Linked DNA regions of Mus musculus: region 2 is linked to region 1. A link is a loop called in an ENCODE intact Hi-C map of the cell type or tissue named here. Cell type or tissue: left cerebral cortex. All regions are shown on one strand. Each heading gives the region's core, and the rest is flanking DNA. Links, peaks and the distances in the headings are about the cores only. Region 1 holds the start of Tnfsf4 (tumor necrosis factor (ligand) superfamily, member 4). Region 2 has its middle 31 kb from the start of Gm31869.

What was found. Peaks named below come from ENCODE experiments on the same cell type or tissue, not always from the same donor. Only the 100,000 strongest peaks of a DNase experiment are listed, where the experiment ranks them.
Region 2: it touches region 1 in a loop (6-fold over the local background); 24 of 42 quality-filtered maps call a loop at or near these places.

The regions. Positions count from the first base shown.
Region 1 is chr1:161,393,419-161,410,242 of GRCm38, forward strand. Tnfsf4 (tumor necrosis factor (ligand) superfamily, member 4) reads left to right here and starts at 2,020. Exons shown (of 3, transcript NM_009452.2): 1 at 2,020-2,325. The coding sequence starts at 2,164. In left cerebral cortex, for the core only: a CTCF peak has its summit at 6,905 (motif pointing right); a DNase peak (open chromatin) is centred at 6,910.
Region 2 is chr1:161,728,462-161,745,285 of GRCm38, forward strand. No RefSeq gene overlaps it. Among named protein-coding and RNA genes, the nearest start is that of Gm31869, 31 kb to the right of the region's middle. In left cerebral cortex, for the core only: CTCF peaks have their summits at 7,202 (motif pointing left) and 8,610 (motif pointing left); DNase peaks (open chromatin) are centred at 8,584 and 10,096.

The DNA.
Region 1 (16,824 bases), core at 3,422-11,421:
GGGACCTCCAGCCACTACATGCACACACATCTTGCAGATACCCACATCCACCACACACAACTAGCCAGTCAGACTGTTCCCTGTGATTTCTCAACATGAATCTGCTTTATCCTTTTTTTTTTTCATATCTCTAGTTTGTATTAGAGTTTTGGGCTTTTACCTATTGTCTCTTTCAGTCTTTTTAAAAATTATTATTAATCATTGTATTCATTTACATTTCAAATGTTATCCCCCTTCCTTGTTTCCCCTCCAAACCCTCCATCCCATACCCCCTCCACCCACCCACCCACTCACTCCTGCCTCACCACTCTAGCATCCCCCTCCACTGGGGCATCGAGCCCCCCATAGGACCAACGGCCTCCCCTCCCACAGGAGCGCTGGGTGGTTTGGTTAGTAAAAGTGACTGGTTACAACTGTTACATATTATGCAAGTGGGAAGTTTACACTGATTTTTCTTCCCGCTCTCTTCACACCCTGCTTTGCTGAGGACATCATTGCTGCAGAGTAGCCTATGTGAAACTGAGTCCGACTCTTACTCGAAGACCCATACCTTAGCTCTCCCAATGGTCTCCAAATGCAACGCCTCCTTATTATAATGTAGGCATCAACTGGTTTAAATAGTTGACTACTGTGGCAAAGTACCTTCCTTGTCCTGCAACTCGATGTTCTTTTTAATATGCCTCATATCCGTGATATTCTTTAATTGTGGCACATTTGTGAGTTTCATGTACCTTCTTACACTTCTGGCTCTCAGAATATTTTTTTCTCTCACTTCCTTCTTTATCTGTTGACGGCTCCATGATAAACCATGAGACTTTCCCATAAAGTTGAGAGAGAATTATGTTCAGCATCCCTGTGCTACTTATATAGCATTGACTTCATAGTACATATTCAATAAACATTTTGCCATTTTGGACTTGACATTAAAACTTCACATTCATTTAGTTTCACTGTGCATGTCAGTGACAACGGCTAAGTGGTGAGCAGTTGGCTATTGGAAGAATCTATTTTTAAAGTTTTGTTTTGTTTTTAATGTAAGGGGTTTATGCCTGTGTGTGTGCACCACTTGCATGCTTGGTGCCTACGGAGGTTAGGAAAAAGGCATCAGGTCTTCCAGAATGAACAATTACGATGGTTTTGAGCCACCACGTAGAGGGAGAGAACTGAACCCCCGTCTTCTGGAGCAGCAGCCCTGCTCTTAACCACTGGGTCGTTTCTCCAACCCTGGGAAGATATGTTTACTTAGCAGGCTCTGAGTCCAGCCAACATTTCAAAGAGAGCAACAAGCCTCAAATGTTACTTGAATTACTCATGCAAAAGTTATGTGTGGGAAAAATATATAGGGGAGTGAAGGCGGAGGGTGGGGTGGGGAATGACAGAATTTTCTTCTGCTTCTTTTTTGATATTCTGAAAATTAATCATGTATTTGCTGAATTTCCCTGAAATGAGAAAGTATGACAGTTGCAAGAGCGTTTAACACAGTGTCTGACACATAGCAGTTGCTCAATAAATATTAGTTTATGTGGCTTAATGTGATGTATTATGTAACTATAAGACCCCTTCTTTATGTCTATATGCATAATCCACCTTTCTATTTTCCTCTTTGTCCTTTTCATCTCAAGGATAACCTGCATGCATTTGATTCTGAAACTGTAAAATGGGCCAGGAGATTAATTGCACAATAGAAGCAGGGATGTCTGGCAAGCATGTTCCTCAAATCTCTTCTATGGTTTAAGACATCTTGAGGGATTGGTAAGTAAGCTGCTTTAAAAAAAAAAAAAGGGTGATCTTTATCTATCATTACCGGTGCAATAAAAAACTTCAGAGCACACGTTTGTGAATGTCATTTCGAAGTCACTCAATTCATAACTGGGATGCCACAAAAACAACTCCCTGTTAGCCCGGAGGGAAAAAAAAAAAGAAAGAAAGTAAAGGGGAAATTCAGATTAGTCACATAGAAGTTCCCCCGCCTGCAAAACCTGCAGAGTTAAAACGAAGAGACTCTGCTCTGCTCCTTCAATTGCTTTTTGTCTCCTGTTCTGGGACCTTTATCTTCTGACCCGCAGGCTTGACTTTGCCCTTATTGGCTCCTTTGTGGTGAAGAGCAGTCTTCCCCCAGGTTCCCCGCCACAGCTGTATCTCCTCTGCACCCCGACTGCAGAGATGGAAGGGGAAGGGGTTCAACCCCTGGATGAGAATCTGGAAAACGGATCAAGGCCAAGATTCAAGTGGAAGAAGACGCTAAGGCTGGTGGTCTCTGGGATCAAGGGAGCAGGGATGCTTCTGTGCTTCATCTATGTCTGCCTGCAACTCTCTTCCTCTCCGGTAAGATGCACCAGTGGGCGCTGCTTTTCCTCCAGCTCTGGCTGAGCGCCAACTGCAACAGCTGCAGTCACCTGTAAAGGATCTAATGGTAAAACTGTTCAGTCCCTGCCCCTGCCACCAAGAGATTGTAAAGTGTGGTCAAATATCCTTTGGTGTCTCCTTTCCTTCCTATTTTAACAGTAGCAGTGCTAGGGTGGAGTAAAGGGCAGAGGGGCCCTGCTTCTAATGGTTTTTGTTTGTTTGTTTTGCAAGGCAAAATCCCTGATGTATCTTAATGAGCTGTCACCCTGAAGCTTTGGGCTACTGATATTTCTCTATCCATCCTGGTAGTAATGTGTCTGATCGGGGAATCAGTATAAAAGAAAGACAAATAACGGACCCGTTTTACTTCCCACCGCGTTCATGAGTCTGCAGATATTCAAGGGGATCTGGTTCTTAAATTTTTTTTTGAAGGTTTCAGGATTAAGTCCTTTCCTATCACCGACCTGCAGCAATGTGTGTGCACATTTGTTGGCTCAGCCGTTTACATCAATCACTTAATCTCATAGTTTTGTTTGCTCGTATGTTCTTTAAGTGTTCAACCGCAGGTCTCCCCAGAATTCCATGTTGGATCTGGCCTCATAATTCTTGTTTCCATAGTGGTTGCTTTATGTCAGCAAATCCATGGTGGATGACAGACAGAATGGAAGGTCTTTTTCATGGCCATATCAGAGACACAGCTACGTCAAATTAAACCAGGATACGACGAGCAGTCCGGGCAAAGGCCTGGGCATGTCTCTGTGTACAGGAAGTGCGGTTTTGATAACTAGAAGCTGTTGGGAGCGTATGTGTTCTCGAGGGCTGAACCTTGTACTGTGCTTGTCCCTTGGGCCGGCAAACTGGTGTGGGGCTCAAGCCTGCTTGGCCAATTAGAGCAGCAGCAGCCCGGTCCTCTTCTCTCCACTCCACATAGCTCTCTGTGTAGGGCGGTGGATGGAAATTTTGTAGGCACTTTGGGGGAGAAGGTGCTAGGGTAGAGTAATTTGTTCACGGTAGGATGTCTAAGACACAGACCGGAATCAGGCTTTTTAAAGAAAGCAAACAGAGTAACCAAAAATAGACCAGCTGCGAGCCTTGGATAGGTCTGGGAGTCTTGAGACTTTTCAAACAACCACAGGGCCGTGTGTTTCCTCACTCGGTGGGATGAGAAGGACCTAAGACCCCAGTCTAGGGTAACAAGGCACATAGAGTATCAGGCAGGGGCAGGAGAGAGCAAAAAGTGAAACACGGGGTGAGCCGCTGGTGTCTGGGACCTCCGTGGACATTCTCCCCCAGGCATGGTAAGAATTCGGGTCCTTTCTTCAAGTCATCCAGAAACTGCGGCAGATGTGGGAAGTAAAGCCAAAGCCAAAGGCACTCAGGTCTTTGAGGTAAGAGCAGTCTATGAGGGAATTTGTTTTCTGTGGTCTTGGCTCGAAATGGAATCAAAAGCAGGAGATATGAATTGGACACTGATTCCTCATGAAATAAGCAACCTGGTTGCTCTTGATAGAGAAGATTTGGGAGCTTGTCTAAGTCAAAGTTTTACATTGTTCTCAGACCTGGGCAGTGCAATGGACGAGTATATTTAATCTGACGTATTAAGGGGGGTCGATAATAGGCAGTATGTATTTTTTCCCTGGAACTTGGTCAAATTGAATGGATAGAGACAAGACCAGAAGGAGGAAGACACTTTCTTTGACAAAGGAACTGGTAACCTTTAAAACATGAATGTTTGGCGTTATGGTTGGGGGTGGACCAGGTGGTGAGGTTGATGCAAGGAGACCTGTCCTGGGAGACATATGTTGAAGTGAGGTGTCAGGGGAAGTGAACTGCCATGCTTATAAGGCCTATACCCAGCGAGGTTTTTCTTTTGTAGGGAAACTATTTTGAAGAGAATCTCATTACTTTCCTTTCTCCTTATTTCTTTGCTTTACTTTTTTAGCCTTGATTTCCTACATTCAAGGTTCCAGCTTCTAAACTCTACCAGGCAGTCACATTTTCCTTTGAAGTTTACGTAGCAACAATAATGACCGAGTTAGATTTTATTGACATACGGGAGAAACAGCTTTGTTTTTGCAGTTTGCCCCTCCCCCACTCCCCCACCCAAAGACAGCCTGTACCCACATCTTCTGCAGTTTATGTGTTTCTTTGGGACTTGGTTTTCTCATCAGTAACAGGGGATGGGTTGTAGGAAATGGACAGCTCTTTCTGCTCATTAGCTAATGAGCATGCCATCTAAAAGAACAGGCTTGGGGGTGTGTGTGTGTGAAGGAACAGAAATGTACGTTAGCAGATTTTTGTGCCTATAGGTGCAGATTTCTTGGCTCTTAAGACTGGCCTGGAAGAATCATATTTTCATGAGTATTCTTTGAATACCTAATTTGTTCTCCTTGTAGTTCATGAAGTAGCTTGCTTAGAATGAGGAAGAGACGGGGCTGGAGAGATGGCTCAGCAGTTAGGAGCACTGACTGCTCTTCCAGAGGTCCTGAGTTCAATTCCCAGCAACCACATGGTGGCTCACAACCATCTGTAATGGGATCTGATGCCCTCTTCTTGAGTGTCTAAAGACAGCTACAGTGTGCACTCATATACATAAAATAAATAAATCTTAAAGAAAAAGAACGAGGAAAGACACAAACACTTTAGAATATCACTGGTTCGAATTATAAAATGGAATTCTGCTGCTGCTGCTGCTGCCGCCTCATGTGCATCAGACATTACCCTGGGGTACCCTGTAAAGTGCCAGGCTTCTAGTCTTTCCTGGGACTTTAACTGGGAAGCAGTAGGCAGAGGGGAAGTTGGTCTAGGAGGTGAGAAGGAGCTCTTTGTTTTTATTATTTTGAATGTGGCGTTTGTGGGTGTGCATATGTTTATGTGTAGGAACTTGCTTTTGTGTACATGGCTGCATGTGTATTTGCAATTGTGTGTGGAGGCCTGAGAGCAACCTCTAATGTCATCCTCAGCAATGCATCACCCTCTCTTTAAGATGACATTGCTCGTTGGTCTAGGGTGCACCAATGAGGCTAGACTGTCTGGTGATTGAGACCCAGAGATCCCCCAGTCTCTGCCTTCACAGGACCAGGGTCCCAAGCACACACTCTTATGTCTGGCATCTTAAAGAGGGTCCTGGGAGCTCATTTTAGGGTATCATATTTTCTACACAAATACTTTATCATCTGAGCTATCTCCCCAGCTGTAAGTTATATGTGTGTGTCCCCGTGCTGTCGAAGTCTTCCAAGCTTCATGTCACCTTGACCATGACCTTGTATAGTTAAGGACTTTTTCCTTAGCAAACCCTAACTTCTTGTCTCTTGTTTCTGTTAGGAAAAGCAGAAGTGGTCTGTGTCAAGAGTTAGAATTCAGTCTCTTGGTGATGTTTTGTATTATAAAACTCCAACTTTTGTTGTTGTTGTCATTGTTAAATACTGGAAAGAGGAATTTGGCCAGGCAGTGGTGGCGCACGCGTTTAATCCCAGCACTCGGGAGGCAGAGGCAGGTGAATTTCTGAGTTCAAGGCCAGCCTGGTCTACAGAATGAGTTCCAGGACAGCCAGGGCTACACAGAGAAACCCTGTCTCAAAAAACAAACAGACAGACAGACAGACAAAAGAAAGAAAGAGAAATTTGCCTTGAATCTTGGTTTACAATTAAACATCTACATGTGATCTACCACATCTTTTTTATTAATTATTCAATCATATACATAAAATAACTTCAAATTTGAGTAGAATTTACTTTCTCTGAGCAAGTCTTTGAGATTTAAAAAAGGAACACTTGGACTGTTGGACTAATTCATCGTGAAGGATCTGGAGGCTCTGATGGTGGATGTGAATGAAATGTTCCAGAGACCCTAGGCTGCTGAGCAGATATCAGCTACAGTATTTTATGAGAAAACAAAAACCCAAAGATGGTAGGTAAACTGCTCATGATCACCTACCTACTTAATTAACCGGGTGATTTTGACTTTTGCACTCGATCTTATCAGTTAAAGCAACCTTACATCAGTCCTGAATGCTTCTTTTGTATAGGGTATTGTTTGAAGCTTCAGAATAAAAACTGCACTGGAGGTTTCTTTAAAAAAAACTCTTTAAATTAATGGTCAAGAATTGAGATGAGGCAAAAAGATGACAGATATGTGTGGGGGTTCTCAGGGGACAGTGGAAAGAGGAACGGAGGGAGAAGGGGTTAAGATGTCTGAGCATATGCGTGGAGAGTCAAGGGGCTGATGGAAGAGATATGATATTCAGCTGATGTTAAAGTTGAGAGTGGAATTCCCTCCACAGACAGGAGGGATGGGGATGGGTAGGCAGAATAGCAAATCATCCAACATGGTTGAAACTGAGCGTTCAGAGAGAAGGGGGTAGGGGTAGGAGATGAAGCTGAAGATCTAGGCAGGCGCGAATGGCAAAAGATCTTGTGAACCATTCTGGGAAACTTGATTTATTCTATTCTATGCCAAAGGCAGCAGTTACCAACAAGGATGCTTCTCCACATTTTCCGTTTTTGCATGGGATCTAAAGATGGGCAGTACAGAAGTCAACCTAATTTCACCTGGCGCTAGGGGGCACCACTGTAAAACTAACCGTCCTCTTATGTCTCAAGGCAGCTTGCCCACATTCTCCTTAACTGAATTCATTTAGTAACCTCTTTTGATCTAAAAGGAAATCAATTTCTCATTGGGAACCAAGTGCTCATTTCCACAGATGAGGACGAGCACTATTTGGCAATATTAATCTTCTTCACACAGTAATGGTATTTTCTAAATGAAACTTAGGTATATGTATATTCTGACTGGAGTCTTTATGATAGGATAGCATACTGTGGATGGAATTATGTTTAAAAACATTACATACAAATATATATATAAACACAAATATACACCTGACCTATGGATATGATCTCCCTATTTATCTCTGTTGAGTGTTGCTCCCAGCTATTAGCACTGAGCAGACCCAGTCTTGCCAAGGGGCTAGCAACCCTGCCTTGATTATTCCTTTCCTTTTGGTGACAATTACCTCTGTGCCCTACACTGTCCAAGAACATGCCATTTTCTTCCCACTTCATGGGTTTTGTGTTCCTGGAAAATGAGCATTAATCCTTTGTGATCATGTGAGTCAAAGGAGCCATGGGGAGTGTTATGAGTTAACACGTGAAAACACAATGACAACATACAGCATGCTTCCCTCTCTATAGTCACTGGTGAGATAAACAGAAGAATTACTGTGAAATTGGAATCTCTAACATCCCATGCTTGGCTGGTTTTGATACTTTTCAAATAAAGGAGTGAAAATACTTCATTATATAGAAATACAGAAAATCATCTTAGACTTTGGGGCCAGGCATTAAGGTACAAATACACAGGGAACCAGGAACCAGAAGTCCAGCTGTTCTTAGGCTATTAGCTTCGTGTTCCCGAGCAAATTCACTGTGTGTTGGATTTTTGAAGTTGGAACTTGTTTGGGAGGTTCACAAACGTGAGTACTGAGTTTTGTAAAAGCTAAAGTTATTATTGCTATTCATGGGCATATTTTCATAACCACACAGAGGCATCACTTTTACTTTGTTGTGTGTGTGTGTGTGTGTGTGTGTGTGCACCAATGCTGACAATCAACTATACCTCTTAACTCAGCAGGCATAATATGTAAGGTCTATGGCTTCATAGACCTGATTTCTATATTGGAAATTTGGGAATTAAAATAATCCACCTAAAAATAGTTCTATTTCTAATTTTTTAAAAACACAGGTTTCTAATTAAGAGTTGTTTATGCTATAGTAGAGAATAAAAGAAGACAGAAGGGGAGACTTTATGAAGTCATGAAGTGTTATTAGGTTCAATGTCTGGTTAAAATGGTTCGAAAAAAATCTAGAATTCAGGGTTGGAGAGATGGCTTAGTGGATAAGAGTGCTTATCACCATATTGAGGACCTCATTTGGTTCCCACCCATATCAAGTGGGCTCTCAGTCACTGTAATTCAGGTTTCAAGGGATCTGACACCTTCCTCTGGCCTCTGTAGGCACATGCACACAACTCAGGCAGACACATTCCTTTAAATGAACAAATAAGTTAATATTTTTAAAACTATTAAAGTTACAGGATTAAAATACACAGAACAGGCTATTTCTATTGACCTTTAGTCACATCTTCCACTTCTCCAGAGACTTGGCCGTCAGACAGCAGAAAATCATATCTATGAGAAGCATGGGTTCCGACTCACACTATTGGAAACATATGTAACCCGAGTCACTGATTTCTTCTTAGGAGAGCCTTTATTCTGAAATGGCTCATAGGTGGGTTAATTTGTATGTATTTATTTGACTTTGATAACATTTTAAAGTCTTTCCATGGACTAACAAATATAGAAATAGAGACCCCCCACTTTAATTATTTCCATACTGTTTAATACGCCTTATGGATCAAAGCCCTCATTACCAAGTATAACATTGTGTTGGTGGGAAATTGAGGGCTCTGGTAAGTTTAAGTGATGTACACTGAAGGCTAGGCTTCCCTGCAGACAGCAACAACATGAGCCTGGAATCCAGGATAAGTAGTCAGACAAGGTTCCTGATATTATAAATTTTAGGTTAATATTATAAATGAAAAAGAAACATCAATATAGTCAGCATGGGAGGGAAATAATGCCCTTCAGCACTGTAAAATAAATTGCAAAACGTGTCTTACAGTTTAGCAATAAGGTATTCAGAATTATTTGTGTGTTAGGTACTTCATGCTTGCAGATTCTAAGACTCCTGAAGATATTACCGTGTGAGGTACAATAAAGACTGGGAAAATCAGAGTTCTTGAGATCAGAGTGGACACGGGGAGAGGGTGTTGAGTGCTGTCACTTGTGACAATGTCCCTCAATTTGGCCTATTTTTTCCCCTACTGCTGGCTTTTCTTCTTTACTGTGTCCTTGGAGGTAGGTAGAAATGATATGGTTGTGCTATTAAATGCTTGGGAAATCTGAAGCAAGTGGCTTGTCAAGGTTTGCACAGAGAGATCAGGGCTGGGATGAAGGTCAAAATCCCAATCTTGCCTCTTTCTGTGACACTTGTCCGTGACACTTGTCCGTGATCTCTGAACTTTTAAGAATGCTCCTGGCTGATTTAAAACTATACTTTTCTATCTGACATTACTTGCCTTTGAAGAAAGATTGGAGGATTTATGCTCTGTCACAGAAGAAAGACTTAACAGCTACGTACACAAAACGTGCATAACATGGTTAATGCAGCTTTAACAATTACATAATACCTTACAGGATCCTTTCAGAAAACACACCATTGCCTGCCTGACATGCTCTGATAGAGAGAGAAGCTGATCTGCATCCATTTTTCCAGTCCTCCTCTTTCTCCTCCTCTTTTTCTTTTTAAACAGGAAGGAGACTGGACTATATAATTGTTTAAGTCTTTTCAGTTCTATTAGACACCAATTCAAGTAGTTAATGAGATGCTATGTTGTGTGTTTCTACACTTCTTGCAAGTACATTCTATTGTTCCGTGGTTTGCCATCTGTAGCTAATTATCACAATCTGGGTGGCTTAACACAACAGGAATTGATTCTCACAGCTCTGAAGGCCAGAGGTACTGGAAAGGTCATGCTCTCACAGATGCTTTAGGCAAGAATCCTTCCTGATTCCTCTCATTTTGGGTGGTTCCTTAAAATCCTCATGTTCTTTGGTTTCACGCCAGCCTCTGCCCCCATTATCACATGGCAACCTTCTCCTCTCTGTGGAGCCTCTCTTTTTTTTTTGAAGGGTACCAGTCATATTGGATTTAGGACCCACCCTAATCCTGTTGATGTCATTTTGACTATTCATATTTGTGAAAACTCTCAACAGATCTATTTCCAAATAAGGGCATATTCTTAGCTTTATGCATTTGAAGAACATGCTATTCAACCCAAGTGATACCATTTATTCATTTTTTAAAAAAATTAGTTTTCATGGAGCATGGGTTTCCTGTCAGGCATTTAGGAGAAAATGGTGAACAAGACAGATATGGCCCTCCTGTTCTGATAGTGCTTGTAACCAGTAAGATGAAGTTAAAGGAGAATAGTAGGGCATATGACAAGCTTGGCAGACATTAGTAAGGAATTACACATGCCTTGCTGTCAGTTGGGTTTTGAAAAGTGTGGAGGAGGGCTGGTGAGATGGCTCAGCGGGTAAAAGCACTGACTGCTCTTCTGAAGGTCCTCCTGAGTTCAAATCCCAGCAACCACATAATGGCTCTCAACCACCTGTAATGAGACCTGACACCCTCTTCTAGTGTCTAAAGACAGCTATAGTCTACTTACATAAAAATAAAAAAAAAAAGAAAGAAAGAAAAGTGCGGAAGAACCTTTCCTCTTGCCTTACACAATTGTCTTCTATTAATTGGCTGAAAAGTTTTAGTTGAAAATCCGTTGTCCACCAGCATTTTCCCAGTGCTGTAACCTGATGATTGCACCCTTCACCAATCTCATTTTCCCTTGGAGCAAGTGCGGGGAGGTCAGCCTCATGCAAATGAGCCTAGGAGCCTTGCTGAACCAGGCACAACCTTGAGTGTCCCTCAATTAGTAGAGGAAACTTTCCTGCTGGGGAGGAAAAGGCCTGCTGCTGCTTTTCTCACATCAGATGGGTCTGTGTAAAGATCTGTGGTCCAGAAGGTCTTCTTGTCACATAATGCATGTGGATTACTCTTTGGTGATGTGATTTGATGAGCTTCTGCAATGGAGTTGTCATTAGGCACTGCAGCGCCATCATTTTAATTGAAGTTGGACATCAAGATGAGGATAGTAAAAGTCCAGAAAGGGAAAAAAGCTTGTTCTAGACTCAGTAAAGAAACCAGGAAGTGCTACTGCTAGTCTGACGCCCAGTCCACTCAACTAGGTCGCCTTTTAAGGCAGTAGTTGTAGTCTGTGTTAGCTACTTTGTGAGTTCTTTCTTCCACCCCTTCAATCCCCTAACATTAGTTAGGAGAGAAAAAAGAAAAGAAAAGAAAGGGGTTGACATTATCATTAGACTACCTCCTGCTGATTAGGGACATCAAGTTCCTTGGGACAAGTTTGATCTCCGGTGTTAGGATATCTAATTTCTTCTCTATACATGGCTACTTAACAAACCATGAGTGACAACAACAAAGAACAACCAACAACCCACACAACCAACCAACAACCCACCCTGCCACTCAAGGCCCTCGATTTTTATATCTTCTGAAAAGTCCCCAGAGTTCTCAACATCACACAATTGCAGAAACTATGGGCCACTGACAAAATCATGCTCTTGCTAAAGCACAGGGAAAATCATAATCACCTGCTGTGGACAATCTAAAGCACATACCCCCAAACCCGGGATTAACATGGAAATACAGTCTTATAATATTTCTGTGTTTTTTTTTTAAAGAAAGCAAAATTCCAAAATTGTCACTACAAGTGGTCCCTTCTTCTTATGTAGTAAATGAGACTAGAAGTGGGTAACTTCCTGTAGAAGCCACCAGTGATAGGACTTCCAGTGCTTTCCTTACACTCAAAAATGACCAAGACAATTTAACAACCATGATTGGACCTAGGCCAGCAGCTATATAAAAGCTGACATTGTCATTGTGCATTGCCCATGATTGTTGAAATTGGCTATCTTGGTCAGCAAATATTTGATTACTGAGTGCCATTATGTTTGAGAACTGATAGAAATATGGTGACATGGTGGGTACATTGTCAACTTACTCTTCCAGTTGCTTAGACACTAAACTAGTGCAAGAATATTTTTAGTGAATACCTTCTCAATCACTGAGGGGAGGAAGGGAGAAATGTTTCAGTAGATCCCTTTGTCAGTGTTAATCAAGGAATTCTGTAGCTAACTTGGAGTGGGAAATTCTAGTACAAGAACATGCTGCTTTTGAAGATATTCAAAGAATTAGTGTGTTAGATGAGCCTTATACTTTTTTTTATGCTTTTTATTGTTCAGGTGGAATGCATATCTCTGGCTGTTTTTGTTGTTTAGTTGAAAAATCTGAGATCACTCTTAGAAACCCGAGACAATGAAACCACAGTCCATGTTCTCTGGGATAGAAATTGGTGAGTTTCTCTATGGAGCCACATGCAACCACCACTAAGTAGCCTTACAAGAAGACAGGAAATGGTTAAAAGAAAGGCCACTAGATTATCAGCAGGCAGTATAGTGGGGAAGAAGGCAAAACTGAGTTAAAGAGAGGTTACACAAAAAATGTGCTGACACACGTATTCAGGGTGAGCATGTTTCAGAAAACAATTAATGTAGCTTCTCTCTGGGTTCACAAAAGTCAATCAACTTTTTTTTTTTTTTTTTAATTAAGGTTTTCAAAGCCACTGCCTTTGTCTCTACGAGAATATAGCTAGGGGCACATTTTTATGAACATTGAAGATGGCCAAGTTTTTGCCTTATTCCTATTCCCAATCCTTTCCCCAAACAAGGTTCCAAGCTTTTTTCATCAGAAGCAGAATCCACCGTTTGCAAGATGCCGCTTCCATGAACTACACACTGAGTCCTTAAGTAAAGAAATCCAGTCTCCCAGTCCACTGTAGTGTGGAAGTGTGAAAAATCCCACTTTTCTGCTTTGAGACCCAGCCTAAGAATTTATTAGGTGGTGCTTTCATGACTTCACAGATCTCGACGGTAAACTCAAGGTGGGGACATCAACTCTGTCACAGTGGAGGTGGCATGGTGCACTAAGGGGACACTGTCACAGAGTTTTCCCAATCTCCTCAAGTGACTCACAGCTCATTCATATGCTCCCTCGAGATCTTCAAATTGTGCTCTGGTATTGAGTGAGGAATAGCAAGCTCCATATATGACTGCAGACCCTACTTCCTGGTTTCATATTTGATGAGTAACATTTGCTCCTGGTACAGATAGCCCTCTTCCAGACAAATGCCAGATGACTATAAGGTCAACAGCATTATGTCACATTCTACTGAGTCAGAGCCAGAAGCTGACACTGTCCAAAGATGATCTCTTAAAACATCATTACCCTCTTGGGGGACATGGTATGAACAGCTGGAGAAGTTTTTAATGAACTTTTTATTTTTTAAGGAATCCTGGAGTCAAGAGAAGAGTGACTACTGTAACTCTGAACATAGTACCTTTTACTCTCTAACAAGTTCTAAACCTCACTTACTCTAATTTTCCCATTTCTAATTTCTACAGGTAATTGTTGCATGGTGATTTTAAGTGGGATTGGGGGATAGCGGAGTAATCAATTACAAGAAGATTACCTCAGTGCTTGGTACTATTAGAGTTTCCCAGTTCTTTGTTTCCCCTGCCTTAAATACACAGAGAACGGCCTTATTTGTAGGTCATTCTTTTGGCGAATTATAGACCTTTTGCTGTTCTGTGTCTTCTCTCTTTCAAAACATAGATCCAGGTACTGTCTCTTATGCTACCAAGCCATGAGATAGCTTTTATTTTCATTGTCTGGGACTCTATGAAGCACACTGCTTGTTGATAGTTCCTAAAGGCTTCATGTGGAGAGACCACTTTTATGAATGGAACACAAGTTTGCCAAAACCGAGGAGTGTATATATTCTAACTTTGTGTTCACTTTGTGAGTTGAAATAGAAATGTTCAGTTTAGCTTTAAAGTATTTTTATTCTTTTTATCAGTTTGTTAAAGTTAACACGCAAGCAAAGAGTTTCACCGAAGCATTTAAAAGTTTATTATTTATTTATATATTTATTCACTTGTTCATTTTACATCCCACTCACTGCTCCCTCTTGGTCACCCCCTCCTAAATCCTTCCCCCATCTTCCCTCCTCTTTTCATTTGAGCCAGTGGGGACCTCCTCTTAGTATCTCCCCATCCTGGCACTTCAAGTATTTTCGAGGCTAGGCACTTCCTCTCCCACTGAGGCCAAACAAGGCAGCCCAGCTAGAAGAACATATCCCAAGGCAGGCAACAGCCCCCACTCCAGTTGTTCAGGACCCACATGAGACCAAGCTTCATATCTCAGGGAGGCCTAAGTCCAGCCCGTGTATATTCTTTGGTTGGTGGTTCAGTCTCTGAGAGCTATAAGGGTCCAAGTTAGTTGATTCTGTTGGAATGATTAATTAATTAATTAATTAATTAATTTATATAGTCATTGGTGTTTTGCTTGCATGTATGTTTGTCTGTGTGAGGCTGTTAGATCCCCTGGAACTGAGTAATAGGTCATTGTGAGCTGCCATGTGGGTGCTGGGAATTGAACTCAGGACCTTTGGGAGAGCAGTCAGTGCTCTTAATTGCTGAGTCATCTCTCCAGCCCCTCACTGCAGTATATATATGTATCATTATACTCTGTTCTTATTGACCCTGTTCACTGACCTTTACTGTCAACCATCCCCATGCCTTTTTAGTCCAGTTCCTACCCCCAAATGGTCCCTTCCGCTCTGATGTCACATATTTATTCCTTTAACCTTTTATGTTCTCCTTCCCCCTCTTTTAGACTCTCCTTACCCTCTCACAGTCATTTTTCTATTTTTATGAGTTACACATAAATATAGATTCCACATTATTAGAGAAAACATGCAGATTTTGTCTCTGTGGACCTGACTTATTTCATTTAACTCAATGACAGGTGAATAGTTTAAGAAAATAGTACATGTATAGAATGGAATTTTATTCAGGTTTAAAGAAAAGCAAAATGATGCTATTTTCAGAACAGATATGACCTGACATTATCTGCCAAGTAATACCTAATAATTTGCTACTGCTTCTATCCAAACTACCAAATAATATGGTAATCATATCATTCTTCAACTATTGAATAGCTTTCAGTGAACAGCAAGCACTTCTTGAGTACCATTTTTTTCCTTATAGGGTTTATTGAAAAATCTTCAGACATTGACAGGTTAGTACGATGATTTTCAAACTGGGAAACCTGGATTCTTCTATACTTCTGGCTCCACCCACACTTTTCATTTTTTTCTTTGGGACAGGGACTCACTATGTAGGTAGGTCCTGACTGGCTTAGAAATGGCCACATATACCAGGCTGATCTGGAACTCACAGAGATCCACCTGCCTTTGCCTCTCTGCTGCTACTAAAGACATTTGCTACTGTGCCTGGCGATTCAGACCTTTAGATCCAGGGGCTTTCGGACTAAGTCGAGAATCTCTACTTTTATTTTTCATAACTTTCCCAGGAGATTCGAATGCATCTCAGCATTAGATGCATCTTCCTGTAGTGTTATCATCTATCTCCAGGCACTACATATACATATGACATAATCAGTTGTCAAATTCCTTGTGTTTGCTACCTAGGTACTCAGTTGTTCCTGTGTTCACTTGCCTTCCTCCCTCCCTCCCTCCATCCCTCCGTCCGTCCCTCCCTCCTTTCCTTCCTTCCTTCCTTCCTTCCTTCCTTCCTTCCTTCCTTCCTTCCTTCCTTCTTCCCTTCCTCCCTCTCTCCCTTCCTTATTTTCTTCATCTGTAGCATATTTGACACCCATAGGTGAAAGCATGAATTCTGGGTTTTCCCTGGATGCCATTATGATGAGGTCATTGTCAATCTGCTGTGTGGCAACTATTTTTTTTTTCCTCTAAGGCTGGTGCTGAAGTGGATACAAGAACACAGGAGTGGAATATTAATACAATCTGCAAGGCAGGTTCCCTTCCTTCTATATTTGTATGTGCAGGAATATTGATGCTAGGTCTGGAGACATTGAGCTATAGTCTCCAGTTAAGAGGCTGACATAGGAGGATCAAGAGTTCAAGGACATCATGTGATAGAAAATAAGCTTAAGGCCAGGCTGGGCAACTTAGTGAGACCCTCTCTTAAAATAAAAAAGAAAGAGCAGGGTTACAGCCCAGTGGAAGAGTGCCTGCTTATATGGGCAAGGCCTTTGATTCAGTCCTTAGCAACCTAAACAAAGGAAGAGAAAAAAGTGGGGAAAAAAATCACTGGATGACACAATAATAAAAAAAAAAATGTAGTAGAATTGAGCACAGGAGTTAATTCTCTTCACTTCCATGGTCTTTAATTTCTTCCTCTGAGGCATTATCTTCAACACAAAGATGGCTTCTTCTATATCTTTTGGTGCTTCTGAGACAATACTATTCAAACTCTGGGGCTGTACTCAGTGCTAGCTGATTTTGAACTTTGCTCTTCACTTATGATGAGAGACCTTCACACTTTGTAGAATAAAGAGACTCTGTTCTGTAAGCTGTGGTTATGTGGAGACCCTCTGTTTCTTTGACATCTCCCAGTTTCCTTAGCATCTGGAGATGTTCTAGGGGATTTTGCTTTTCTTTATATTCAGACACGGTGTTTACTATGTGGAGGTAGACCAGATGTCTTTGGATTGCTTTCTCATTAGGACCAGGTCCTCTCTGGGTTACAGATAGAGAACTTGATTCAAGGACTTTGGTAGTTTTGATATGTTCTTTAATTTATTATTCCTTTTTAAAAAATTATTTTTTATTTTTATTTTTTCACATATAGAACACAGTATTATGTAGGATATATTATAAAACTCACATGGATTTTTTTTTGAT
Region 2 (16,824 bases), core at 5,137-13,136, 340 kb after region 1:
CTTTGCAAATACTCATTTCTTCCCCCCACCCAAAAAACCTCTCATTGGGATTCAGGGAGTAGTCCCACCACTATAAATAAATAAATAAATAAATAAATAAATAAATGCCTAGTGATTGTATAACTCTAACCCAAAACACAATGCATCTGAGTTAAATGTCTCTTGCTCCAGCCCACGTCACAGAAAAAGAAAAGACTTGTGATGTCCACGCTGAAGTGTCACTGTTTGCTCATTATGACTTTATGTGGTTTCGTGAAAGGAGAGGGACTATCATTGTGTTACAGTGTTTGCAGAAACAGGAAAGGAAGAAGAGGAAGCAATCAGAGTCCTAGACAGCCACACATCGAGTGCAGAGAGAACCAGTAGGACAAGTGGGACATTGGGGAATTTCCTCCAAGTTTGAGAACCAAACAAGTGAGACAGCACCACAGTTAGAGTACATTCAAACTGGCTGGCGCAGGAGTGAAATAGACGGACAGGCTGGGTACCTTCTGGCTGCTGGTGGTGGCCTTTGTCCTATGTAAAAGTGCAGAAGACAGAAACTGCAACTCAGCATTTCAATGAGAGGTGAAGTGTGACCATTTGAGAAAGAACCATCAACCTCACAGGTTTCACGCATTTCTAGGAGGCACCTAGTGAGATCTTGTTTAGAGTCAAGAGAATGACTAGGCAAAATATTGAGTCTCATCTCTTGAGCTAGGCATGGTAGCCTCACACCTGTTACTTCAGAACTTGGGAGGCAGGGTGGCTGCAAGATCAAAGCTAGTCTGGTCAACAGAGAGCTTCAGGCCAACAAGCTACATAATGAGGACCTGGAAAGAAACAGGGAGGGAGAGAAAAGAGAGGGGGCAAAGAGAGAGGAAGAGAGGAGAGAAGAAAGTAAAAGGAAAAGAGAGAGAGAGAAGAGAGGAGAGGAGAGGAGAGGAGGGGAGGGGAGGGGAGGAAAAGGGAGGGGGGGAGGAGAGGAAAAGGGAGGGGAGGGGAGGGGAGAGGAGAAGGAAGAATTTGGGGGAGGGAGGGAGAAAGGAAGAATCAGTGGGAAAAAGAAAGGGAGGGAGGGAGAGGGAGAGAGAGAGAGAGAAGAGAAGAGAAGAGAAGAGAAGAGAAGAGAAGAGAAGAGAAGAGAAGAGAAGAGAAGAGAAGAGAAGAGAAGAGAAGAGAAGAGAAGAAAAAAGGATAAAAAGCAAAACCGAACAGTCTCATTCTCAAAACACTGCTTTGCTCCTAAGAACCATAACAGACTGGGGACAACTAAACCAACCTTACCACAGCTCCTGTATGCCATGCAGGGCCCAGCCTCTTCTGCTCCCCTAGGGAAGTCCCTTTAGCATAGTTTTGCTAGTCCAGAATTTACTGGCTGCTGAGGTCTTGTTAGGCATCACCTCTGAATTCTTGATTTTTTTAGAATAAGCAGGTATGAAGCAATGTAATGGTGGAAGATCAGTCACTCAGGTTGTACAGTGACCTCCATACTGATGCATGTCACATGCCTATCCCCTACAACACATGCGCACACATGCATACATGCACACACATGTACACATGCACACAGGCACACACAGGCACACACAGGCACACACATGCATACATGCACACACATGTACACATGCACACACAGTGTAAAAAAACTAGCAAGAAAATAAATTTAAGTTATAACTTAATTCATATCTATTTTTACTGAGTAAGTTTTCTTTAGGGACATGTAACAAGGCTTTTATAACTTCCAGGTTTTGGAATTAATTTTCAAATTTTGGACTAGCAAGATGGTTCAGTGGGTAAAGGCATTTGCTGCCACATCTGACCACCTGACTTTGATGCCTGGGACCCACACAGTGAAGGGGAGAAATAATTGCATTAAATTGTCCTCCACACTCCATACCTTATAGGCATACACATAAACACATACAAACATACATACGCACACATATAAACATATACACACACATAAACATGCACACACATGCACATAAACACATACGTACATACATATGCACATACATGTAATAAAATTAAAAATTCCATTTTAGCTAACTAAATAAAATCTGTGGGAAGATTTCTATAGTAAGATGACAACTTACAATAACACCCTTTATGGTTAACCTATAGTAATCTTCTTTCCACTTTAATTTCTATTTCTTTAATATCTTTAGCATCCGAGACTATAATGCAAATCAATTCTCACATTTTTCAGATTATCCATCAGAGCCTCCATAATCACATATGTGAACACACATACAGGAGACTGGATTTAATCAGCATTGATTCACTAGAAGTTTTATTATGTCATTTGACTCCCCCCCCCCAAAGTGTGATTTCTCCAAAACTTAATCAACTATTCAGTTGTATGCTAATGAATAGGCATTTACAGCAAGTGAATTTGAGAAGAAACTACCATTTGGGTAAAGCTGCGGTGGTATAGGTCGTGAGGGCATAGCATAGCACATAGCATCAACCACCCCCACATACCCTTTTAATACTCTATTAAGCATTCTGAAAATCTCACGGGGCTCTGAGCCCATTCTGCCTGATCCTGTGAGAGATGAATTTACTGGCATCACACAGCCCCCAAAGGGCAGCTTCTGTGTGGGAGTAAAGGGAGCTAACAAGGGCGATTAGAGTCTTGGGGAGCTAAGTGACCGAAGCTGTGGTTTAACTATCAATTTCAGATCTGACTTGTTGCCCCCGCTGAGAAAGAGAAACGTTTTGGTTGTTTGATGGAGACTGGGTCTCAATAACTCCCACCAGCACCTCAGTTCGCCAAAGAGGAAACAGCGTGATCATTTTCAGGGTGGCCATGTTCCAGAGACGGAGCCGGTTTCTCTCTGTGTGTCTGGTTCTCTGTGCTTACATCCCCCACCCTCTCACCTGCCGCAGTCTGGTTAAGCTAACCATCAACAGGTTCATCTGCATGACATCTGTCATTTCTTGGCTGGGGCAGGGGGGGTGGACATGGAAACTTTGATTTACAGGTATAAGTGAGCAAGCCACCTGTCAAACTCTTAAAAAACATTCTCCATGGGGGTGGTCTGATTTTAGCCACTTAGTAAGCCTCCCTTAACCACTACAGTGCCCTCCCTCTCTGTGCTGCTCCCGCTGAATGCTGTGGAGCTCCTTAGCGCTGTGAAACTATGTCCTTCACGCAAACACTGTAAGGTATGTCCTTCATGCAACACCCATGCCGTATTCACATCAGATTCAAGGAACATGTCTGTTCCTTGGCTAGGTCTGGGCTCAGTGTTCTTAGGAAAATTAAATAAATATCAGAAGGGGAGAATGTGATGGGGAGGGAAGGTGAAAAGTGGGACACAAAAGTCAATTTTTCTTTATGTTCAGTTACTGTCCAAAGACAAGCCATTCGATGCATGTGTGCTTGAGGTCACTGGAAAGAACCAAAACCAAACTCTGACAAGGTGCAGGAGGTGCAGTGGATCAACTTATACCTCTACCGGAGACCAGCACTATCAATCAGCCTCGCATCATGGGACGGGGGAGGGGCTCATCACGCCCCGCCCCTCCCAGGGTTACTGGGAAAGAAAGACTCCTATTCCTCAATGGTGTAGCCCTGCTAAGTTGCCCTTAGTTGGATAAATAACTGCCCACCTATGCTCATGCAGGCATCCCTATGTAGTGGAAAACACACACACACACACACACACACACACACAACAAGCAAACAAACAAACAAAAAAAACAAGAAAAAGAGGTAGAAAATGAAGATAGAAGGGACTTACTGGTTAAAGGAAGGTTACATGGGAAAGGGAAGGGGGACAAAGAAGATAATGGAAAGGAGAAAACAGGATTAAAGTAGTGTGTGTGTGTGTGTGTGTGTGTGTGTGTGTGTGTGCATATATTTATCTGAAATTGTGAAAGAATAATTAACTTTTTAAAACTCAGACCATTATATTTGAGAATTATCAATTATCCTTCTCAAGAGATAGGTCAGGCTGACCAACTTAAAGCCCTAATTGGCCAAAGTTATACATACCTATCCTGAGAATAAACAAAAGTTTAAACCCTGAAAGTCTCACCTACTCAATAAATACTTAGCAAAACTCCATGGGGATGGCTTGAAGCAAGGCAGTCTGGCTAAGGTGACTTACACTGTCGCCTGAGGCAAACAGAAATCTGTGCCCACTTTTGCGGAATGGCTAAGGGACCAGTCTCAGAAGCAGCTGGCCCAGGCAAGACTGACCTCTCATGCTCAATCACAGAAAAATAAATCTAATTAACAGTAGACAGACTGCTGGCTTTAGAAATACTGATAATTTTAATTGAAAAGGGAGACTATAGAAGGCAGATCTAAATGTTACTTTTCTGTGTAAACAGACTCACACCTGATCTTGAAACAGACACTTGAAGAAAACTTCAGAAGTCCAGAGCCCTAGTTTTTTGTCCACCTGAAATATGTGACTTCAACCAAGTCGTTTCAGCTTTTGGGACTTTCCTTTTCTGCTTAAGAGGGCTATGGCTCTTGATGTGCCTAGACAGATAACATGGTCAAATGTTCAGTAGTTTGAACTCCACAGGTCTCTTTAGCATTGGTTTTCTGTACCTGAACACTGAAAAAAAACATGTGTATGAATAAACAGAGTTGTGATACAGTAAGCTTGGGGCTTACTTTTCTGAGTTAGAAACAGCGTATTCATTCTTGTGTGCATGCATGTGCACACATACATGCATTGAAAGCCAGAAGACAACCTCAGATCTCAGGGTATGGTCATATTTTTGAGACTCAACCTGGCTTGGAGCTTGCCATGTAAGCTAAGCTGGCTAGCTAGCAAGTCACGGATGTCTGCCTATCTCTACCTCCCCAGAGCTGGAGTTACAAGCATGAGCTACGACAACCAAGACTTTATTTATACGTGGTCTTCTAGGACTCAAATTCAGGTTTTCTTAACCTCTGAGCTATCTCTCCAGCCCTCATCCATATTTTTGTAATCCTTGCAAGTAATGCAATGCAAATAATATTCATCAAGATCCACTTATGCTCATCATCACGGAAGTCACAACATTCAACCCACCAGTTATTGCTAATGGGGTGTGTGTGTGTGTGTGTGTGTGTAATCATGAATATTTTGAAAACCGTATTTCAATATAACTGGCTCCTTTGTAACCCTGCACTTTGCTCTCTATGAGGCACTGTTCTGAGGAAAGGTTTTTGAGCTTCATCCCATTACCAACAGCTCCTCGTCAGCTTGACATAGTTTCAGTGAGTAGATTTTTCTAGAATTTTCTAGCCATTTGGTCACTTCTCACAGTGACTCTAGACTCTCCCCAGCAAGTCCATACCTGTAATCTAGACTTCATGCCACACCTGGTAATCAAGACTCCCACCAAGACTCCCACCTAAAACAACACGCACCGGGTGCTTATACAATGTGAGTTTGACACCTTATAGAAAGAGGTTTACGGAGCTACCACCTGCCGGATCTCGCACGGCACAGCGGTTTCGTATGTCCCTCTGCTAAACCTAGTGTGCTCCAGCATATGCTACTGTGTAGTTCCTAAGGACTGCCAGTGACAGGCCAAGTACCTGAAAGTAGTGGGAAATTCTCCTTTGTGAGGTAGGAGCAAGTTTTATACCCTTACAAAATGCAGAAGTCTTGAATAGCTGAGTGGTTAATTACTGTCTCCTCTCCCCCACCCCCCAACCTGGCTGCTCTTTGTCTCTTTCTCTCTTGCCTTCCAACATAGACTCTGCAAGGCATAGGCAGCAAAGATTCGTCAGGGCTGGATTGATGGAGAGTATGATCTCTTGCTCCTTCTCAGCATCAGGTGGGTTTAACTCTTAAAGAAAGAACCACAGTCTGCCCGAGGTGGTCCTGCCATGACTCAGACTCCAAGGAGCGATGTTAAATTGAAATTCTAGAACAGACATGCAAATAGGTTTCCTCTTGAGTGCCCAGCATCCCTGTGTCACCCGTGGGAGTCGCTGGCCGAAACGTAGAATGAGAAGAATCTCAACAAGAAGAAATGCCACAGTGAACTGACAGTGCTCATCGAGGCTATGAAGGTGACGACATACGTCACAACGTGTCATTTACATGCTTGAGGAAAGCATAGCAGCTGCCAGAGGAGGTGCCACCTACGTATTTTCATGAAAAAAAAAAATCACTGGAAGGGGAACCATGAAAGAAAGCTAGACCCCAAGAAACCTTCTGTTTACTGGCTGGCTCTTCACACTCAATGGGCCTCGAAGATGTCACCCGTTCTGGTCAAATGGCTCAGTATCATGAGCTTTCTAATAGGCAAGAGACTTAAAAGCATAATGACAACAACTAACCCACTTGGAAACGCCCTTGTCATGACTAGCTGATCAAATGAAACTCTGAGTCCTTTTCTAGACCGCATCAACAGTGTCACTCACGATGGGCAAAAAGATCTCAACAGTTCACCTTAAAAAAAAAAAAAAAATTACCCATAAGACCCAGAAACCAGCGACTGCTCTAACGCAAGCACTCCGGCACCGGTGGCCTCAGCTGCTTCGTCTTTCTAGTCATAGTGCCCTTTTGAGCAAGGGTCACTCTTACTCCTAAGAGGAAAGTCGATCTGACTCACTTTCAGAAACTGAAAGCACACTGTGTCCACAAGAGCCGGGACGCTTACTGTAAAACCACAAAACCACATCAGAATTCTTCAGCTGCTCAGGAAGGAAAAGAGTCAGTGGGCCGAAAAAAAACCTCATCCAGACTTCTCCACACTTCGCCCTCCAGAGGACTCACGGGCTTTGCTAAGAGACTGGGAGCCAAGAACAGATTTCCGCAGCCAGTGTAGACTGGGCCTCCGGCTTCTGTTACTGAAAACAGGAGACAATGGCCCAAGGCTCCTTCGGGAAGCAGCACAGCTTTGGTTTTATTGACTCTTCCCTCTTTCTTGTCATTTTCTTCCCCAAATATCCATCCCAGGTCTAAATGTCTGTTACTCAGTTAGTTTGTGCTAGCTGGTATGCCGAGATTAAGAGTGGGACTTTGCTCTGGATCGGGTTCTTTCAGGATTCCAATAGGATGCTTTAATAATTTTATTCTATGGTTGTGTGGAGAACAAACCCAGGCTGACACTTTCATTGGTGAGGTAGCAGGAATCATTGACATTAACAAGAAGGATAACGGATTCCTCTTGACTATCCACCCCTCTTCCCTCAACCCTTCCGGTCCACGACTCAGGGGGCAAAATCCGAATCTTGTGATTTCACGGTTTTCTGCTGCCACCTGGTGATGGCTTACAACCAAGCAGTGGTTCTCAATCTTCCTAATGCTGAGACCCTTTTACACAGTTCTTCACACTATGGTGACCACCTCCCAGCCATGAGTGTATTTCGTCGCTATTTCATAAATGTAATTTTGCTACTGTTGTGAATTGTAATGTAAATGCCTGATATGTAGGGTATCCGTGACCCCCCCCCAAGGGGTCGTGACCCACAGGTTGAGAACTAGAGTTTCCGCAGCCTGAATTTCTGCCATCCTCAGGCTGGCACACGGGGAAGACAAAATGGAAGATCCCAGACCACTCTATAAGCACCCTGAACCCCCAGAGGAAGCCTGGTGGCAAGATTATAGGATAACCCTCACCTCTTTTCTCTCTCCTGTGTCTGCTTAGCCCAGGTAGTTACTACAGATGGAGGACGGGTGATAGAGGAGAGCCCAACTCTTCCCCATGCACCTCTAGAGAGACCGCAGAGGAAATCAGAAAAGAAAAGGTCTGGACCTCTAGAAGAACTACAGCAAACTCACTGAGGTCGGAGCAGCAGAAGTCACATTCTGTCCCTGTAATTCTGTCTAGAGTTGGTTTTGAGAAGTGAATCCAGGGCAGGTTGGTGGTAGACAACTATAATCCCAACCCTCAGGAGGCTGAGCCCAAAGGATTGTGAGCAAGCTTACGCTTCATCTCAAGACTCTATCTAGGAAGAAAAGAGCAAGAGTACAGTGTCAAAGAAACATGGGGGCCAGTGAGGTGGCTCTTGGCTCTGTGGGTAAAGGCACTTGGCGCCAAGCCAGATAACCTATCTGATTCCTCAAACCCTCATGGTAGGAAGATAGAACTGACTTCTCCAAGTTTCAAATGCACACCAGGGGACAACACACACACATATAAAAAGATAGATAAGCAAATTTAATTTTAAAAAAATTTTAAAGACATAACCGATTACTTTGTACTTACATTAGGACATATTTTAATATAATCTCCCAAGTGAGTGAGTATTATAATTAGCTAAGTGTATAATTGTGCATATCATTTGTGGGATGAAATGTAGTGTTTTGATCCATGTAAGTATTGTAGAAAGACTCAGTTAACTGATGCTTTATCATCATCCTACCTTGTAGGATGGCCCTTACCTGCTCTTCCATCTTCTGCCTCTCTCAAGCCCCATTGCTTGCTACAGAGTTTAGATATGTAAAAACTGGTCCTTTAGCACATTTGAAACACACAGTACATCCCTACTCAAAGGTTTCCTCTATTTATCTTTAGATTTTAATCACCCTCCTTCTCCCACCTCGATAGACCCTTAATAAAGTGTCTTGCCTATAATAGGTTATCCCAAAATGCGGCTTTTATTTTTGGAGGGTTTCTAGATGGGCATTGGCTTCTACTGCCATCTACTGACAGAAATTAGAAGTACGCCTAGAGGTCATTCTAAACCTACCCACTCTTGCCTAGTTTTACTTCTTTCCTGTATTTTAATTTTTCATTTATTATTATTTTTATTCAATTGTTCATTTACTCAACTAACAAAACTAACTAAAAGTTTTTTTAGTAGCAGACTTACAGAGCAGCACAGCAGTGTTGAGTAGGATGGAAGAAGTCGACCATAAATGAACAAAACAAGGATTTGGGGTGGTATTAGGGCAATTCTGTAACTTGATTGTGGTGTAATTCTATAACTACGCATTTGCCAATATTCAGAACAGCATATACACGGAGGGAATTTTATTGTATGCAAAGACAAACGTGAGTGGAGAAAGTGTGGTGCACATAATTACATTTACTGAGGCTTCCAGTTATTAGAAACTATTTGGAGGGACTTGAACATCATCAAATAAAATAATCTTGTTTGGATACATGGCCACTACAGTCTGTCTCACCTCTGAAATTACCTTTTGATATATTTGTTATAAAGGCTCCATGTGGGAAAACACAGCAAACTCATTGGTGGTTTACTTCTTCCTTTACTGATAACAATGATAAAATCACCACTTTGGATAAAGTAACTACAGCATTGCTGTTAAGAGAGCTATGTATCCATTGTGCAGAGCGGAGCCTGTGTGATTACATGCCAAGGGAACGAGACAGGTGCTCCCAATGGGCTTAGTTCCTGCTGTAGAACTTTTCCAAAGGTTATCTGAGGAATCCTTTCTTTTATCTGAACAAAATTTGCAGAGGATATGAAAATGTCCTTCTGACAAAGCATCATGTGATCCAAAAACTACTACATATTTGTGGGATCTTGAAATAGAATAAGTCACAATGCATGTGTAGCTTTTACATAATTGTAACAAGCTTCAATTAGAATCCAGTATGAAAAATAAGTGTGTGTTGGATATACTTTCAGTCATAAATCAATCATTACTGTGTTTACTCAAGGGCAAGCAGTACCTCCCAGTGTAAAGCACTTGCTACACAGGTCTGAGTTCCAGAGTTGAGATATGGAGAAATTATGTGAAAACCAAGTAGGTTTGGAGATCATCTATAATCACACTTGAAAGATAGAGACGGGGGTTTCCTTAGGGAAGGGTGCCAGTTATATCTGCAATATTTGGCCACCTCTAGGTTCAGCAAGAGACTCTAACTCAGTAAATAAATTAGAGACAGAGAAAAGAAGACACAGACATCAACTTTGGGTCTTCAAAGCAAACACACATACATACCACATGCCTTAGTTAGGGTTTCTATTGCTGTGAGCAGACACCATGACCAAGGTAACTTTTATAAAAGACAACAGTTATTTGGGGCTGGCTTACAGGTTCAAAGGTTCAGTCCATTATCATCAAGGTGGGAGCATAGCAGCATCCAGGCAGGCATGGCTCAGGGGGAGTTAAGAGTTCTACATCTTGATCCAAAGGCTGCCAGAAAAAGACTGTCTCCCACGCAGCTAGGAGGAGGATCTCAAAGCCCACCCCCACAGTGACACATTTCCTCCAACACAGCACAGTTCCTAATAGTGCCATTCCCTGATCCAAGCATATTCAAACCACCACACCACATATACATAAAGATAAAATAGCATAGTTACTCAGTTTTGATATTATGGCTCAGTAGGCCCAAGGAAGAATTTCCAGAAATAGATGCCACTCTGTAGATAACCTGCAAATGTCAGAGAACTCAGGGAATCAAAGCTGTGTCAGACTACAATGAACATCAGGTTCAATTGCATGAACATACAGGTCTGAAACCTGAAGCCCCAAGAAGAAAAATGTCTGGCTTGACATTGGAGGAACCAGAACTTCAGAACTCCAGTCACCTAGAAGCAAGTATTAACGGCTCAAACTGAAAGCCCAGAACAGCTTCAAGAAAGTTAATCAAGGCATTTAGAAGATGTTGAATCTTGATATTTAGTTTTAAGTCCAATCAAAAATAATGTATATCTCATTTTGCTCTTAATCATAATTATAAATCAGACAGACCCCCCTCAGAACTTAAACAAGTCAACCAAAAAATAAGATATTATGCTATCCTTCTTCCATTTTAGCTTGTTTTTTCTCACACACCTAGGATAGTGTGGGGAGGAGGGAGATGCCTGATCTGTACTTGACAGATCAGTTGAAAGACATACACATATATTGCCTTGTCTATTTTATTCCAGCAGACATGCGGCAGAGGAGCCCTCAAAGCCCTCCTACACAGTGACACACTTCCTCCAAGAAGGCCACACCTACTCCAACAAGACCACACCTCCTAATAGTTTCACTTCCCATGGGCCAAGCACATTCAAACCACCACACCAAGGCACATAGTTGAATCTCTAAGTACCCCAGGACCAAAAGGACAATGTTCCCACTAAGGATGTGGCATCTGGCTAACTAAGAATCTACATCTCAGCTAAAAGATGTCTGTGTATAGCAGGGCAGATAGAAAGGTTACTTTTGCTGGCCTTTCTCTTGACCCAGAAATGAAGGTAACAAACGATAAGCCGTTGCCAGACCAGAACAGATGTAGAAAAGATTTATTGAAAGAAAACATAAGGAGAGACAGAGATTTAGAGAGAGGGACAGAGACAGAGGGAGACAAACAGACGGATATAGAAACAGATAGGGAGAGAGAAATAGATACAGAGAGATAGAGACATACACAGAGAGACCCTTCCCTCTGAGACGGAATCAGTCCTTACCTCTTGTGCCATTTCTGCAATAAATAAGCAGGCATCTCGCTATCTCGTGATAGAGTAAATGTTACTACACCAGTCGCTTTTCTTCAGTCTGGCTATTGAAGGTAAGGGCCATGGGTCATTAGAAATGAAGCTCTCTACATGTTTGTATGTGGCATCACAGGTCATTCAGGTCAGCATCTAAGTCAGGGGCTAACTCTTAAAGATTGGGATTCCTGCTTTGATTTGGGGCCTTTTTGTCTCTACTCTTCATAACCCTTTAGGCAACTCCTGTCTTTGATGTGTCATTCTAAACTCCACAGAAAGGCTTTTGTAATGCTTGTCTCATTCCCAGTAAATATGAAATCACTTTTGGACAACCTGGGAAGAAAATGCAGATGCCGGCCTCAGACTTGGAAGTCCCAGGCCTGATTACAAAAGAGGAGACAGGGACAAAGAAGATCACACACTGGTAAGATGGAGCACCCGGCTTGGGGATCTTCTGCCTGTGGTTTCTATGTACTTTGCCTGCTGTTTCCCCTGTATCTCATACATCCCCTTTGTATTCCGGAATCCCCCAAGATGGACAATTGAGACACAAATGTCTCCTCTGTTTCTCAAATTCACCTGTGAACAAATCCCTCCTTCTAATATCTGCCCCCTGGGTTCTCCACCAAGCTGTGAGCAGTACGACCTTAGGTCCCATGATGACAGGAAGAGCGTGCCGAGACATAGGGTACAGAATCCTAGTGTGTCCCCTCTAAGGGCCATGACTGGATACACTTTCTCTAGGGACACGTGCATGGAACTGCTTGGAACCAGAAAGCCCAACTGGAGGCTTTTGTAGTTTCTTTTCACGTAAGCATATCCCTGTTTTGTGACCAGCAGAGCCTTCTGAAGGTCTTGACATGAAATCATACCAATCAGCTACCTCACTGTTATCAAATATGAAAAACAGATTAGAACTGCTCCAAATCTCTAGTTTCAATACTTTAATTATCAGTTGGCTTCAGATCTCTACCAGGTGAATGACATCAAAACAGCAACTAATTCCAGACTGAAGGACCTGTGAAACACTCATCTTTTTTGGAATTACCACTTAGAAAGCAAAGAAGTGTTGTCTCCGAAGCCAGAGCAGCCTTACTCCTGACATTGTCATGGCAGAAGTGCTCAGATTTGTCCCTGCTCCTTGACGGACAGAGATGCCACAGAGAAGAATTATTTCCAAGTCAGTAGTGGTTTAATACGTTAGTCATGGTTTATGTCAGCACAGCATGACCAACTTCCTAAACACAGGTTTCCTTTTGAGCATCTTTATAGTGGTACCTGCCCCAGGACCAAGGATGTTGTGGATTGGTTCTAGTGCTACTTGTGTGAATTTGGGCTCCCAAAATTACACGGGACCCACAAATCTGCATGTAAGACACTGAGGGCCCCTGTCCCCAGTTGGCTTTGATGGATAAAGTTGCCAGCAGCTGATTGCTGGGCAGGAAGACAGAGGTGGGACTTTTAGGTTCATGGACAAGGAACACAGAGAGAGAACAATTGCCATTGTCAGGGAAGGAGTAAGATGCCGGGTTGAGAGCAGCGGAAGACAGAATACCAGCCATGTAAGAGCTGGGGAAGAGCACCCCCTCCCAATTGGGTCTAGGGTAAAAAGATGGAATATAGATTTTAGTAAGCAACATCTCAGGAGTGTCAGAAGGGAGACTTTAGCCATGTGGAGGTTTGGGAGTGACCCACCATTGTGCTGTTTAAGGCATATTAAAATAGAAAGGGGTCTTAATCTTTTGAGATTCATAGCCACCATGCCTCAAGATCTCCAGGCCAAGATCCAGGTCAAAAACTTGTATCTCCCAGCCTCCAGATTAGGATCACAGGTGAGCCTTCCAATTCTGGATTGTAGCTCATTCCAGATAGAGTCAAGTTGACAACTAGAAATAGCCACTACACTTAGTTTCTTGGATATCTGGGTAGTAATCCCTTATCAGATTTGGATTTTCTGTATTCCTTTACATGAGAAAGCAGAGACTTACTTGTTTTTAAATTACTGCTATATGTATGTGTGCTCATGACATATGTGGAGGGCACGGGTGCCTCGGTGCGTTTGTGGAGGTCGAAGGAAACCTGTATGGAGGCTGTTCTCTCCTTCATCGGCCTGCCAGGCTTGCATGGCAGCCATCTTTGCCCGGGAGCTACCCTTGCTCTCTTGTTTTTGGTTTTGAGGCAGGATTTCAAGTAGCCCAGGCTGGTCTCAAACTTACTAGGTTGCTGAGCCCCTCTTTTTGAGACAGGATCTTGAGGAACCCTAAGGGCTTTTCCAGTCACTCACCCTCCTTACAGCTTCCCCCTCCCGCCGGGGGTCAAGGCTTTAAGTATCTCTGGCTGACTTTGGTCTCCCTAAGTCACTCTGCAGACCAGGCTGCCCTCAGTCACACAGAGATCTACAGCCTCTGTCTCTGGAGTCCTGGGATTAAAGACTTGAGTTATCATGCCAGTGAACCTGAACTTTTTTGCTGTTTTGCTTACTTTATTTCTTGGGGGGTGAGGGGGGACAGAGGGTGGGAGGTTTAAAAAATTATTTCCTGCTTCAACAAGCTCCCCCTACCCCCACCAAGACCACAGCACCGGTGCCTCTGTCCTTTATCCTTCTCTGAAGCTCACAAGCCACTTACTCTGGTTAGCTCTCACTCAGCTTCTCTGCTCTCACAGAATGCCATCCGTTTCTCTCCAGCACTCATTACGGTTTGTCTTCACGTTTGGGTACATGATGAGCCCCGGTGGCATCTGTACCACCGAATCTGTTCTATGCGGGACAGTCTGCTCTGCTTACTGATGTCTTAGAACTCAGCGCAGTGCCTACTACACCTGATATGTCTCCAATAAGACCTTGTTGACTTAAGGACTGAAGAAAAAGCCTTGTGAATACATGACCAGCTGTGTGGGTGGACTGCCTTTGTTGTATGTTTGGAACACTCCTCTTGCCAACAGGAAGGGCATTCGTGAGCTACTCAGTCAAGATTTACCTTCCTACTTAGGATCTTTTGACTCCTGGCTCACAGCGGGTATGGAGAGCAAAATAAAAATAAAGTTCAAGGAATTGCTACCTCCTGTTGCACGCGCCTTTAAGAAAGTTTTCAAAGCTCAGTGCATTGCGATCAACAGTTCATATTTCCAAATTCAGAGTTACACAAGATTGATCCTAGAGTCCCATCGAATCAGTGGGCTAGGGGGCGGGGCGTAGAGAACGGTGGGAGGCCAGGACTCTAGCACCTGATTTATGAAGCACAAGTCCTACTCCATGCCCCCTGGCTGGCTGAATAAGTTACTTAACCTGAGGCTCTGCAAAGCAGAAATAATATTGCTTGCCCTTTTGTGCTTTGTACACAGTTAAGGGTGGCTCACAAGAGGTGTTTTGGTTGATTGGTTCTTTTTTTTTTTTTTTCCAGTTTTTGTTTTGTTTTGGTTAGTGTCCTCTCCTCCCAACCTCAAGAATGGTAGATGGGCCACCTACACTGAGTCACACCCCTAAGCTTGGGAACTTTCTTATTCAATCTCATAGACACAGTGGCACTGGATATAGTAGGGTCATAAGCTACTTGGTTTGTTTTGGTTTGTTTTGGTTTGTTTTGGTTTATTTTGTTTTGTTTTGTTTTGTTTTGTTTTGTTTTTTTGCAACAGTGGTGTGGGAGTCAGTGTAACTGGACAGCATGTTGGCTGGTTTTTTTTTTTTTTTTTTTTTTTTCTCAATTGGCCTTGTATATACTCCTGAAAGACCTTCTCTCATACCCCTTATTCCTACTGATTAGGGTAGAGATAGCTGGAATGACAAATAGCCCAAGCTAGAATGACAGACAGCACAGTGACTCAAAGGACAGTGTCTTAGCATTTTATTGCTGTGAACAGACACCACGACCAAGACAACTTTTGTAAGGACAACATTTCATTGGGGCTGGTTTAGATCAAAGGTTCAGTCTACTATCATCAAGGTGTGAGTGTGGCAGCATCCATGTAAGGCATGGAGCTGAGAGTCCTACATCTTCATCTGAAGGCTGCTAGCAGACTTACAGGGAGCTAGGATGAGGGTCTTAAGCCCATGCCCACAATAATACACTCCAATGAGGCCACACCTTCAAATAGTGCCACTCCCTGGGCCAAGCATATACAAACCATCACAGACAGGGAATGAATTTACCTCATGTGTAGGTTGAAGTTAAGTGGGGTTTGGGCGTGGAGGTGTGTGTTTGCGTGGCTCTTCAACAGGGCAGAGTGAGTGATAACAGGACATTGAAAGCCACTGAAGTGCTCAGAGGTCCTACATTGCAAGGGAGAATCTTCAACCTGGAGACTAAATGACACAAGGAGACAAAAACTGAGAGTGGGACCTTGTTAAGGGAGGTGTTGGTCAATTAAAAGCCCAAATGTGAGAATAGAGAGATATCCGGTGGTTAAGAGCACTGATTGCTCTTCTAAAGGAATCAGGTTTGGTTCCCAGCAATGACATGGCCACTCACAACTGTCTGTAACAACAATTTCAGGAGATCTGACACCCTCTTCTAGCCTCTGTGAGCACTGCATGCACATGGAATACAAACATTAATGCAGACAAAACACCTGTATGCATAAGATAAGATTAAAAACAAAAGCCCAGACAGCCTTTCTTCCTGCTTGCTTTCGGTGAGCCAGCCCACAGGGAAGGCCTGACTCACCTCTCGTTTTTTTCCAAGACAGGGTTTCTCTGTATAGTCCTGACTGTCCTGGAACTCACTCTGTAGACCAGGCTGGCCTCAAATTCAGAAATTTACCTGCCTCTGTCTCCCAAGTGCTGGGATTAAAGGCGTGCGCCACCAATGCCTGGCTTGGCTCACCTCTCTACTTCTCTGCTTCTCTCCCTAATACACTATCTCTTTCCTTGTAAGAGAAGATGTTTGAGAAACAGCAGCCGCCTCCTATACCACAAAAATAACTTCTTTGCAGGGACTTAAGGAGTCAAACTAGTTTACTAAAGTAGGACTTTAGTAGAGAAAGTAGCACTCAGAGCTATCTTTGGCTTCCTTTCTCCCTGACCCACTCCTCGTTCATGAGTAATCGATTTGTTTGATCAAAGTGTATGGGAGTCCCTTGAGGAGAGATCAACAAGGGCTTGGTGCAACTTCAGGGTCCAAGTTCTGCCAAGTCCCACCAGAACTTTCTCCTCAGTTGCTCATGGTAGGTGCTGCTGCCTCCATTTCACACATGAGGACAGTGACATGCTTAAAGCTAGGTGACTCACAAGTGGTTGTGTGCAAATATTCTCATCCCGCCCTTGCCCCACCCCGGATTTCCTGCTTCTGTCTCCCCTATACTGCTTCTCCCCTACACTGAATAGTGTCTGCTTATCCCAAGCTTCACAAGACAAATGTGTTTGTTGTGACCGTGCAAAACTCTGGGCTGTTTTGCCTCAAAACTCCCAGAATTACAAAATGTTCAAGACAGCAAGGGAAAGGGAGACCGTTTAACTGGATTTATTTTGCAGATGGGGAGTC